2 separate regions of the Homo sapiens genome follow, and region 2 is linked to region 1. Evidence: chromatin loops called from intact Hi-C (ENCODE). Cell type or tissue: B cell. All regions are shown on one strand.

Region 1 (5,000 bases):
CCCTGAATCTGAAATAAAAGTTGAAATTATATTTTAAAAAATGTGGAGAATTTGAATAGTGCAAGGAATGTATACAGAAAACAGTGTCTGGAGAATGCCTGACTTAGTTTGCCAAAAAAGTGTCGGCTCCGCTGCCTTGCCTCCAGTGGATTACCCCTAGGATGATCTTATTTCCCTTTCTGTTTAGATTCAGGGAAGTACTGAGCATCAGCGTCTTTTCCGTGTGGCTGTTACTGATATTGTTACAGTTTCATAAAGAACAATACTTATCATACCTTAGGCCAAATGTTCTCCAAAACAAAAAAAAAGTAAATAGAAACTTCCAGCCCTGACAGGTATTCAAGCCTAAAGTATGATACAGAGAAACAAAAAAATAGAAAAAAAATTAACTGTTCACATAAAGATACCCTGTAGGGACAGGCGGGTGGGAGGAGTGTTGGTAAAGCCCTAGTGACAGGGCTTGAGGGCCACAGTCCCTGGGGGCCTCAGTGCATATTATTGGTGTCCCTGTTTGCCCAAATGGCAGAGATTGTGGGCTGGGAAGGGAGGGACTAGTTCAAAGAAGATAGCACAATGTCTGCTGCAGAAACCAAGGGGCATGAGTTTTATTTGGGAAAACCAAGAGGGATTTGAAATGAGTCAGTGGCTACTGAGCAAGCAGGGTTCAGAAGTCCCACATTTTCCAGAAACTCGAGTGTCTTACAACACAAAGGTCAGTGTTCTCAGCACAGGCTCAGGCAGCTCTAAAGCAACAGCCAGCCCTACCCAGCCCTTCCTTCTCAGCTCACGTTCCAGGTAAGGAGCGTTTTTATTTTTGAAATCCAGGTGCACAGTCAGGAGATGGGAGGAAACAGTGACACCCATCTTTTTAATGAGCATTGCTACTGGAAAAGAAATTAGCATCACCCTGAATTTTATGTGATGTCAGTTAAATGAAGGTGTTTTATAGCACTTTACAACAAATTAGAATCAACCAAATTGAAAATAAGCCTAGCAGCTGGGATAAGTAATCAGGTAAGTGGCCAGTTTTGCTTATTTTTACTTTGAGCTGAAGACAGAATTTGAATTTTTAATGTCCCAGAGGTGTGAGATTCACAACTGGGGAGTGTGGTTTCTGGGATGATTGTTTAAGATGCAGGCAGCTCCATCTTGCCCTTAGGTCTCCAAGTTGCTTGACACATTCCCTGGAAATTGGCCCTTGTATATATACGTGTACACCGGAGAGAGGGTTGTGAATTAGTGTAGGCTAGAGCTCTGCTTTTGACTGAACATTAGAGAGCAGACTGGAAATAGATGACCCAGAACAAGGCAGTAAATCATCCACATTAACTGAGAAACTAATGAAAGGACTGAAATTTATACGAAGAATTTATGGCCACTCATGAAATCAGCCCAAATCAGAGGAACTATTAGAACACTTTTATGTTTTAAGAAAATGGGTACTGTGTTCATTTGCTGTAATTTGCATGTAGTCAGAGTGCCCTGACATGATAAATACTGGCTTTGGTGGACAGGATTTTACAGCAGAGCTTTGCACTCCATGAGCCAATGTTTCTTGCATAAATGACTTGATGATTTTAGTGTCTAAAATATGTTCAGAAAACTGTTGAAAGGCCACAGGAAGCTTTGCGATGATAACTATTCTGGAATTGGTGCCCTGGGGTGTACCCGATATGTGTGTGCTTGCTTATGTGGGCAAAAGAAAGAGGAGAAAAAGAGGAGGCAGATGGGAGGAGTGTTGGTAAAAATGAAACTGCAGATCACTCAGAATGGAAGTATTAAAAGGGCAACAAATGAAGATAAAATGATGCTTGCAATTATGGTTTATAAAGAGAAATAGGCCATATTGAGTACATAATTTTTCTTTTTTCTCCTCTGCAGCTGATGGATTAAATGAAATAAACTAATCTGCAGAAAATCCATGTATCTAGGTTGTTGTCAGTCGACCTTAGAGAAAATTAAAACTTGCGCAGATTTCTTACTACTTTCTACTTAAATTTTTCTACTTGAAACACTTTTCTCAAAATACTTGTATGTGTACTATTTTATCTTAAAATTTTTTTATCTTAAAAAATTCAGGTAACTTCAATACCTAACTACTGAAGCAGCAGATAATTTTACTCATAAAAAAATAAAAATGACAAACACGACATTCTCCCATAATTTCTTCAGCAGTAACTTCTCCTTCCCTAAGCAATAGCCCTTATTTGACTTTCAGGACTTTATACTTCAGGTGTGGACATGGAAAAAGTAAGTTTTAAGTTTCCATCATCATTAGCTTTTGATAATTCTGTTCATTAGCAGTACCCTGAGCCAGAGGAGTAAGCAGAAAAAACTGACTTCTCTACTGGAGTATCAGATAGATCATTACACCGTGAAGAACAAGGACAGATCTCCAATGAATCCAGCTAATACTGAAAACATATCTGCAGCACTGAGCTCCAAACTGACAGCGTCTACTCTAGTGCTTGACCCTGTTCAGCAAACTTGGGTATTATTCAAGGTGGCACTTCCCTGGTTTGACAGATCACTGTGCTCTGAAAGCCTTAAAACATGCGCTTGAGTTGTAGAGGTTATCCACTGTATTTTGTTGCCTTGATAAAAATGGGTTCAGAGAATTGAGTGAATTTATAGGACAGGGGTTCAAATGTGCTGACCTTCTATTTCCAGAGAAAGCCTTTGTTTTTTTTTGTTTTTTTTTTCTCCCCACTACCTCTCCTCTTTGTTTTGTACTGCCCTCTCCTGGCTAATAAATTTCTTAGTAATGAATATTTAGAGAAGCCAAGTGGCGGAAACACTGGGGGCTGCTATCATTTCTACTTTCCGTTAGAAATTTCAGATTTTATTATATGAAATGCAGAGTTGACATACAGTGATTAATTCAGATGTGCATAGATACAAGATTGCTGAAATGATATCAATTGTTGTAGAAATATCTGTATGAGAGTAATTTGGTCATTTATATGGACTTTGCAATGTTTATGAAAAATGATTTTGCAGTTTATTGCATCATTAGTCAAATTTTCTGAGTCATTGATGTGAAAATCCACTGTTATTGGAAATAATCTGGAAACTTTCTCTCTACGTTTATATTTTACAGTGGCTGCTAATTTACAGAAGATTGTAGATGATCCCAAAGCTTTAAAAACATTGACATTTAAGTTGGTAAGTGGAAAGTTATGGAAAGAAGGAGGTAATATTTTGCCATGCTGTGCCAGCAGGGAATAATAATCTAGTTTAATAACCTACTCTGTAATTTTGCTGTTGTTGTTTTCTTTTAGAATCAATTTTTGCATTTGGAAGCATTTGACTCTGCAGCGTTAGGGAACGTTTTCTGATTGTGACTGGAAGTGTCCTCTTCTATGAGCATAGCTTTTTCTTATCGTCACACCTTTGACTAAGAGCGGCCATATAAGAATCTTGAAGCCTAGATCATTTTGCTTGCAGTTTGTATTGCAACTTGACCATAAAGACAAAATTACACTGAATTCAAAGCAACACTCTTAATAAAGCTTTCCTAAGACAAAAGCCAAGTGGTTCTAACTTTTAAAAATAGAGGCTGATTGTTGTAGAAATGGTTTAGGTAATTGGAAGCAATTGTAGAACAACTCACCAAAGGCTGGCGGACAAAGACACAACAATTTACTTCCACATTTCAAATCAACAGTAACAGATTTTTGTAGAAAGGAGATATTTCAACAGTTATTCTGCACTAGTAGATTGTAAACTTAAGTACTAGGTGGCCACAGAGATACAGAGTGCCGGACATTCTGGGGTCACTGTGAGACCAAGATGGTGGTGGTCAGAAATGGAGAGAAGTCCAGATAGTCAAAAGTGACCGTTTTCCAAAAAATTTTAGCGAACAGTACATTAAGGTACATTTTAAAAATCGTAAGTTAATTTTATCAAAGGCTGGTCAGAATCCCAGAAGCAATTTTAGATCTAGATGACCAACACTTTGCTGTGCACAACATAGATTGATGATCTTTTTTATATTTGTGAAATTAAATGGAAAATGTGGGTGACCAAAAATGCTAAATGATTAGTTACAGTAAATGTGAGCCTGGTGCTAATTAACTTCCTGGGTCTTGCTTCCCATCTAATTTTAGATAGCTAGGCTGTGTGATAAAAGAAAAACACAAAGATTTTCACAGAAAAGATATATCTGAAGGAATTCTTTTTGCTTTGATAAGAAAGTAACATTTTATTCAGATGTAGAGTGCTAGGTTAACAAATAGGAAAATCCCTTTTCTGGTTTGGGATGACACTGTCACCTCTTAATGTGTGTGTTTTTTTTTTTTTTAATGTGAGAGTATATTGATGAGAAAATGGCAGCCTGTGTCAGCATTTCAAGCCAATATATGTCCCTTTATTCATTTTTTTAATACCACCTCAAGAACATTTTCCTAATTTGTAATATGCAAACAGAGATAAGAGTTTGAAACTCTCATGCTGGACTTTTCTCATTTTATTATGAAAGAGGAACAGTAACCCTGGCCCTTTCCTACTACCGAAGATTTTGTGAAAACAGCCGCTGTACAATCTCTAGGTAAACCATAAGAATAATGTAAAACTCTCCCTCATCTCCTAATCAGCTTATATGTTTCTTAAATTCTCTCTGGATTCTGTCCTCTTCCCTGCATCTCCATTTCCTGCACCCAAGCAGGATTCTCTCATCTTCACAAACTAATCTTCCTGCCACCAGTTTGTCAGCTTTTGGCTCTGTTTACCACCCTGTGCCTGTAGCCAGAGTAATCCTCCTACAATCCCAAAATGTGGTAGACACAGTGTTTCCACTGCCCTATTGTAAACCGCACACCCGGGACAGGCTAATGAAGCCTGGTCTGCCCCCACTCCTCCAGCTCTCCTGCTTTACCATTATCTCTGGTAGTAGGCCCATTTCACATCTCGGGAACCTCGGGCTCGCTGGGGTGGATTTGCCCAGGATCACACAGCGATCACACAGATCCTGAGTCTGGAAGCTGCAGACTCCCCCCTGG
Region 2 (5,000 bases), 78 kb before region 1:
TTTTTCAAATATCAGTGTCAACTGGGGTGGACGGCTAAGACTGCCTCTGGCCTGCTGCAGGGGGTGTGGGGGTGGGTGAGGCAGGGGGCCTGAGTGTTTCTGTTCTAGAGGATGCCTTCCAGCTCTGTTGTGTAGCTTCTAGCTGTGCTCTGCAGGTTAAAAGAAGAGGAAACACCCAGGGTGTGGGAGGAATGGAAGAAGAAATGTGAAAATGTACCAAGGCACAGGTTTAGGACTAACTTGATTTTTTTTTTAACCAGATTAAATTTTGAAATAACATCATTATATTCTTGTTTATAACTTTTTTTTGGTCACTTATAAGATGCAAATGAACAATGTTGGGTTTTTTTTGGTTTTTTTGTTTGTTTGTTTTTTGTTTTTTTGACTTGTGCCTTTACTTTCAACAGAAGTTACAAGGAGCTTGCTGTTCACTGAATGCTTTTCTTTCTCTTCTCTGTTATCAGGTTGATTCCTCTTCAGTATAGTTACTCATTTTTTCCTGTACTTACCTGAAAGGAGAATGTAATTAACCACTGTCTTTGGCAGTGGGTCTGTTGGAATTATTACCTGTTTGGCCCTTAGTCATGGTTGGTTGGTTTACATTCTTGGTCTCCTTTCCCAATCTTATTTGTCTTCTGTGACCCTTGCCCAGCATGCAGTTGGCCTCTCCTTCCACTGCAGACAAACAGGTCTTCGCTCACCTTCCCAAAAAGCTGTCACTGGTTCCCTTGGGTTTGCCTCACCACAGTGCAACAAAGTGCATGAATTTGGGTATTTGTAGATTTGGTGCAGTGTACATTTTAATCTTCTTCTTCTCTTTTTCTAAACTCCTGGTCCTTTTATACTTTCCTTCCTGTTTCTTAGATAATTATTAGAGGCTGATCTTTTCAGTGTTAGCATCTTTCTTATAAACAGTCTTTGGGTCATATTTCAGTATTTTATCAAGCTTACTTTAAGGACAAATCAAGCTGATGCCCAGTAACCTCTCTTAGGCTAGAATTGACTTTATGATGTTCAGTAAATCACCATGTTTAAGGACTCCAAACTTATCGTAGTGGCCTTGGACTTCAAGTTGCATATTGAGTGATAAGGAAAGGACCATATATCTATTTTTCCATCCTAATCTCTACTATGTTATTGGTGTTGAAACTGTAGAAAGGTCCATTAAGTCTAAGGTTACCTTAAAGGGAGGTTATCTCTGCTGTTAAAGTGACAATACCCGTGATATACTCAACAGTATTGCAAGGATCTTCCCCTTTCTCTCAAAAGTCAGCTATTGTTATTTACTTGTGCTGCTGCCTACTTCATGAAAAAAAGGAGCCATATAAAAGTGATACATTTTAACATGTTGCAGAGATGAACAAGGGCTTTCACACAACCTCCCCAGAGAAAGGAATAATAATTATTTTGATAAAGTGCTGTTCTATTTGAGAGGTTGCTTTCCTCTAGCTAAATCCTCAATAATAATGCCTACATCTATTATTGTTCTAATATAAAGAATTGCGAGTGTAGGGAATTATTTTATATAAAGAGATTCTCACTCTAGGGAATTTCTATACTGGATAATCTGCAGCCTCCTGAGTGCAAATAAAAAATGGAAATTAAAATCCTCTAGCTTTGAAGCATACATAATAAGGCTGCTGCAAGTACGAAGTCAGAAATTGTGAGATGATCAAAATCTTCACAGAGTAATATGTGCTAATGACAAAGTTCAGGTCAGAAACCAGGAAAAGAATTGAGAAAGGGCTATGGTTGTGTTAGCAGCCTCCTACATCTTTGTTGGTGGTCAGAAATTGTGCCTGTGTTGTACTTCTGAGTTAGTTGTAACCTATTATATTCCTCTTTGCTGTGTCACTCCTGCAAGGAGAATTTGCAGAGAAAATTCACATTTGCATTGCTTCTGTGTTTTAAAATTTAGAAGCAGCTGCAACATGATTTAATCAAGTAGGGAAATATCGTTTAACTACATTTTGGGGGTTGTTTGTTTGCCTTTTTGCTGTATATACACACTTAATTGATTCTGTTACTGGGGTTTGTATTTATTTTCAATTTAAAAATTAGGAATCATCAGCCTCCAGATTACTTGCCTCTATTAGTTATTGATGAGTGATTTTTTTTTGCCATCAATGAGTAATAAATAGAACACCTCAGATTAATTAATTCCATTTGTTGAATTGACCTTTGTTTCAGACACTGTTCTGGGGGTATAAAATGAATAAACCAAGTTAAATGATAAAGGAAAACATACTCTGATTGCTGAGTAAAAGGTGGGCTTTGAACTGTATTTTGTATTCATAGCCGTCAGTCAGGTAGTTGAAGATTGACTGGGTAAAGTTGGGCGGTGGGGACGGAGGGGCCAGGTAGATAATAGTTCTTAACTGTGGGTGTTAGGGACCTAAAAACTCAGATTAAGCCTGTAGCTTCCCCCTCCTGCCCCTACCAAATACATATTTAACATTTACATAGTATTTTGCAGGTGGTTTAGATAGGTTTACTGATCCCCAGAAACCCATCTATGGACCCTGCAAAGCTCCAAAATTAGAAGGAAGGTGGCTGGGTGCAGTGGCTCACTCCTATAATCCCAGCACTTTGGGAGGCCAAGATGGGTGGATCACAAGGTCAGGAGTTCAAGACCAGCCTGGCCAAGATGGTGAAGCCCCATCTCTACTAAAAATACAAAAATTAGCTGAGCATGGTGGCAGGCGCCTGTAATCCCAGCTACTCGGGAGGCTGAGGCAGAGAACTGCTTGCACCCAAGAGGCAGAGGTTGCAGTGAGCCAAGATCATGCCACTGCAATCTAGCCTGGGTGACAGAGCGAGACTCCATCTCAAGAAAAAAAAAAAAAAAAAAGAAGGAAGGAAGATAGAATTAAGATCCTTCAAACCTGTTGTTACTGTTTTTCCAGGAATGCCCAGACTCCATTGTAACCCCTACCTTTGAACTGGGCTAACCGGACTTAAATAGGAATTGTGCCATAACCTATCTCTTTGTTGTTTTTAATATACAAAGTAACAGTAGAAAGTTAGGTTGAGTATGAAGATGATTTTTAAAGGGAGGGCTTTTCCGTAGAGAGATGGACAGAGAGATACCCTAGAAATATTTAGAGGAACTGAAAGTTGAGTAAGCATTGATGTAACCACATGATATAAATGAATGATTTATTTTTACCTTGCCTTGTTCCAGAGAAGATTTAAGGTGACTTACAGTATGAAAGCATAAAGTAGGTGAAGTAAAATGAAGCTAAAATGAGATTTTAAAAATATCTTGAGAGTGGAAAGAGAATTGGGCAGGGAACCCAGAGTGATATAATTACAATCACTGAGAAGAAAATTTAGCCTTCAGCTTGTTAGCAACCAGGAAATTATAGTTGTCTATTTAGTCCTCCTCTCTTGACAAAAGTAGACCTATAGGATTAAAAGATTATATAGCGAGGCAAGCTTTTGCTTGATACCAAATTCAAGTGGAATTTATCTCTTGGTTCTTTCTATAAAGAACCTTGGATAACATGGCAGAGAGCTTGACCTACTGTTGCAAAAAATGTTCTTGAGTTATTTTTTCTTAGATTGACACTCCTTAGAAGTCAAGGGCTTATCTTCATTGAATTACAGCATACAACATAAAGTAATTTCTTCAGAGCCTAAACCAAGTTCAGGTCTGTTTTCTTTCCACTGATCAACTCTGAGAGAAGATCTTGAGCTTAAAGTTAAGGAAATGTTTTTAGCAGGGAAAGAATAGCAGTTAGTCCAAGTTAGGAGTTCTGACCACCATCTAAAGTACCCATTTGCTGTATGTTGACTGAAGGGAATTCTTAGGTTTACAGATCAGATGAGTAACTAGCAGCATTACCATTCTCATTGGAAAATTCAAAAATCTGATGTCACTTAGACAGACGAGCCTCCACTTGCAGACATACTGTAGAGAAGGAACTTTGGGGATAGATCATGCATTTTTTTTTTTAAAGAGCCAATAATTCTTTCCCCAAATATACAGTGGACAGCATACTTGTAAACCATACAGTATAGGAGAAGTGATATTAGCCTGGGCAAATTACTTTTCAAGTAGGTGTGATCAATGGCTTCCTTTCCCATAAACCTTGTGTATCCTTTGGAACTTTTATTATTTTAAATAATATAATAATATTTTATAATAATAAATAGAATAATATTATTAATACCTCTCCAAGAGTTGGACTTTAGGAGTTGGAAGGATTGCATATTTTTTAATTATAGCAAATATTTCTCACCAGCAATAATATTAGTTTTAGCATATTAATGTTAAACTTGTTAAAAACACAGCTCCTCCTGGACACACCTGCTGAGGTCAGATCCCATGATCTTCTCCCTAGACGGTAAGCTCCAAGTGGGCAAGGACCAGGTCTATTTTGTTTACTTCTCTATGTTCCATGCCTCGCACAGTGCCCTTGATTCCCATAATGCACAAAATTTAAAGAGGCATGAGTATGGGACCTGTGTAACTTAATGGGTTAACAGTTCCATGTACTAAAAAAGAGAGAAACGTCACTTTATGTAATTCAGTGACTATTTTTTTAAGTGCTTACTCTATAACAAGGCAGTGCTGTATTAAGTGTCAAGGGAAAAGAACCCTTAGCTTTGGAGAGAAGATAAACATATACAGAGATAGTTTCAATGTTATGGGTTAAGTCCTTGATAGTCCTGGGGTTTCAGAAATATAAACATTTTGTCAATTAAAGGTATGAAGATGCCATATGCTTGTATTACTTCCTTATGAAAATGAAACTTCATATAATTATTAATTAAAGTCTATATTTCACTTAAAATTCTAGGTGAAGAAATCTGGATAAAAAATTTATTGGGAAGGATTTCATGTTTTGAACTGTTGTCCAGTGAGGTTATATGGCAGTAATTTTCTCCAGTAGGGAATTCCTAAAGTTATCCCATTTTGAAGAAGGTATGTATTACATTTTTCATCCACATGAAGAAGATTACACTTGAGAACTTAGCGAAAAGCATTTGTTGAA

The links. Hi-C counts contacts between places; a loop is a spot of excess contacts. Peaks named below come from ENCODE experiments on the same cell type or tissue, not always from the same donor. Only the 100,000 strongest peaks of a DNase experiment are listed, where the experiment ranks them.
Region 2: it touches region 1 in a loop (3-fold over the local background); 2 of 110 quality-filtered maps call a loop at or near these places.

Annotation. Positions count from the first base shown.
Region 1 is chr2:167,962,827-167,967,826 of GRCh38, reverse strand. It overlaps STK39 (serine/threonine kinase 39), which reads left to right. Exons shown (of 18, transcript NM_013233.3): 17 at 3,101-3,165. Among named protein-coding and RNA genes, the nearest start is that of B3GALT1-AS1, 24 kb to the right of the region's middle. In B cell, CTCF peaks have their summits at 2,518 and 2,717 (motif pointing left); no DNase peak of the experiment used is centred here.
Region 2 is chr2:168,040,429-168,045,428 of GRCh38, reverse strand. The region is part of intron 14 of STK39 (serine/threonine kinase 39); the gene reads left to right. Among named protein-coding and RNA genes, the nearest start is that of B3GALT1-AS1, 100 kb to the right of the region's middle. In B cell, no CTCF peak of the experiment used is centred here; a DNase peak (open chromatin) is centred at 2,938; H3K4me3 peaks cover 472 bases; H3K27ac peaks cover 577 bases.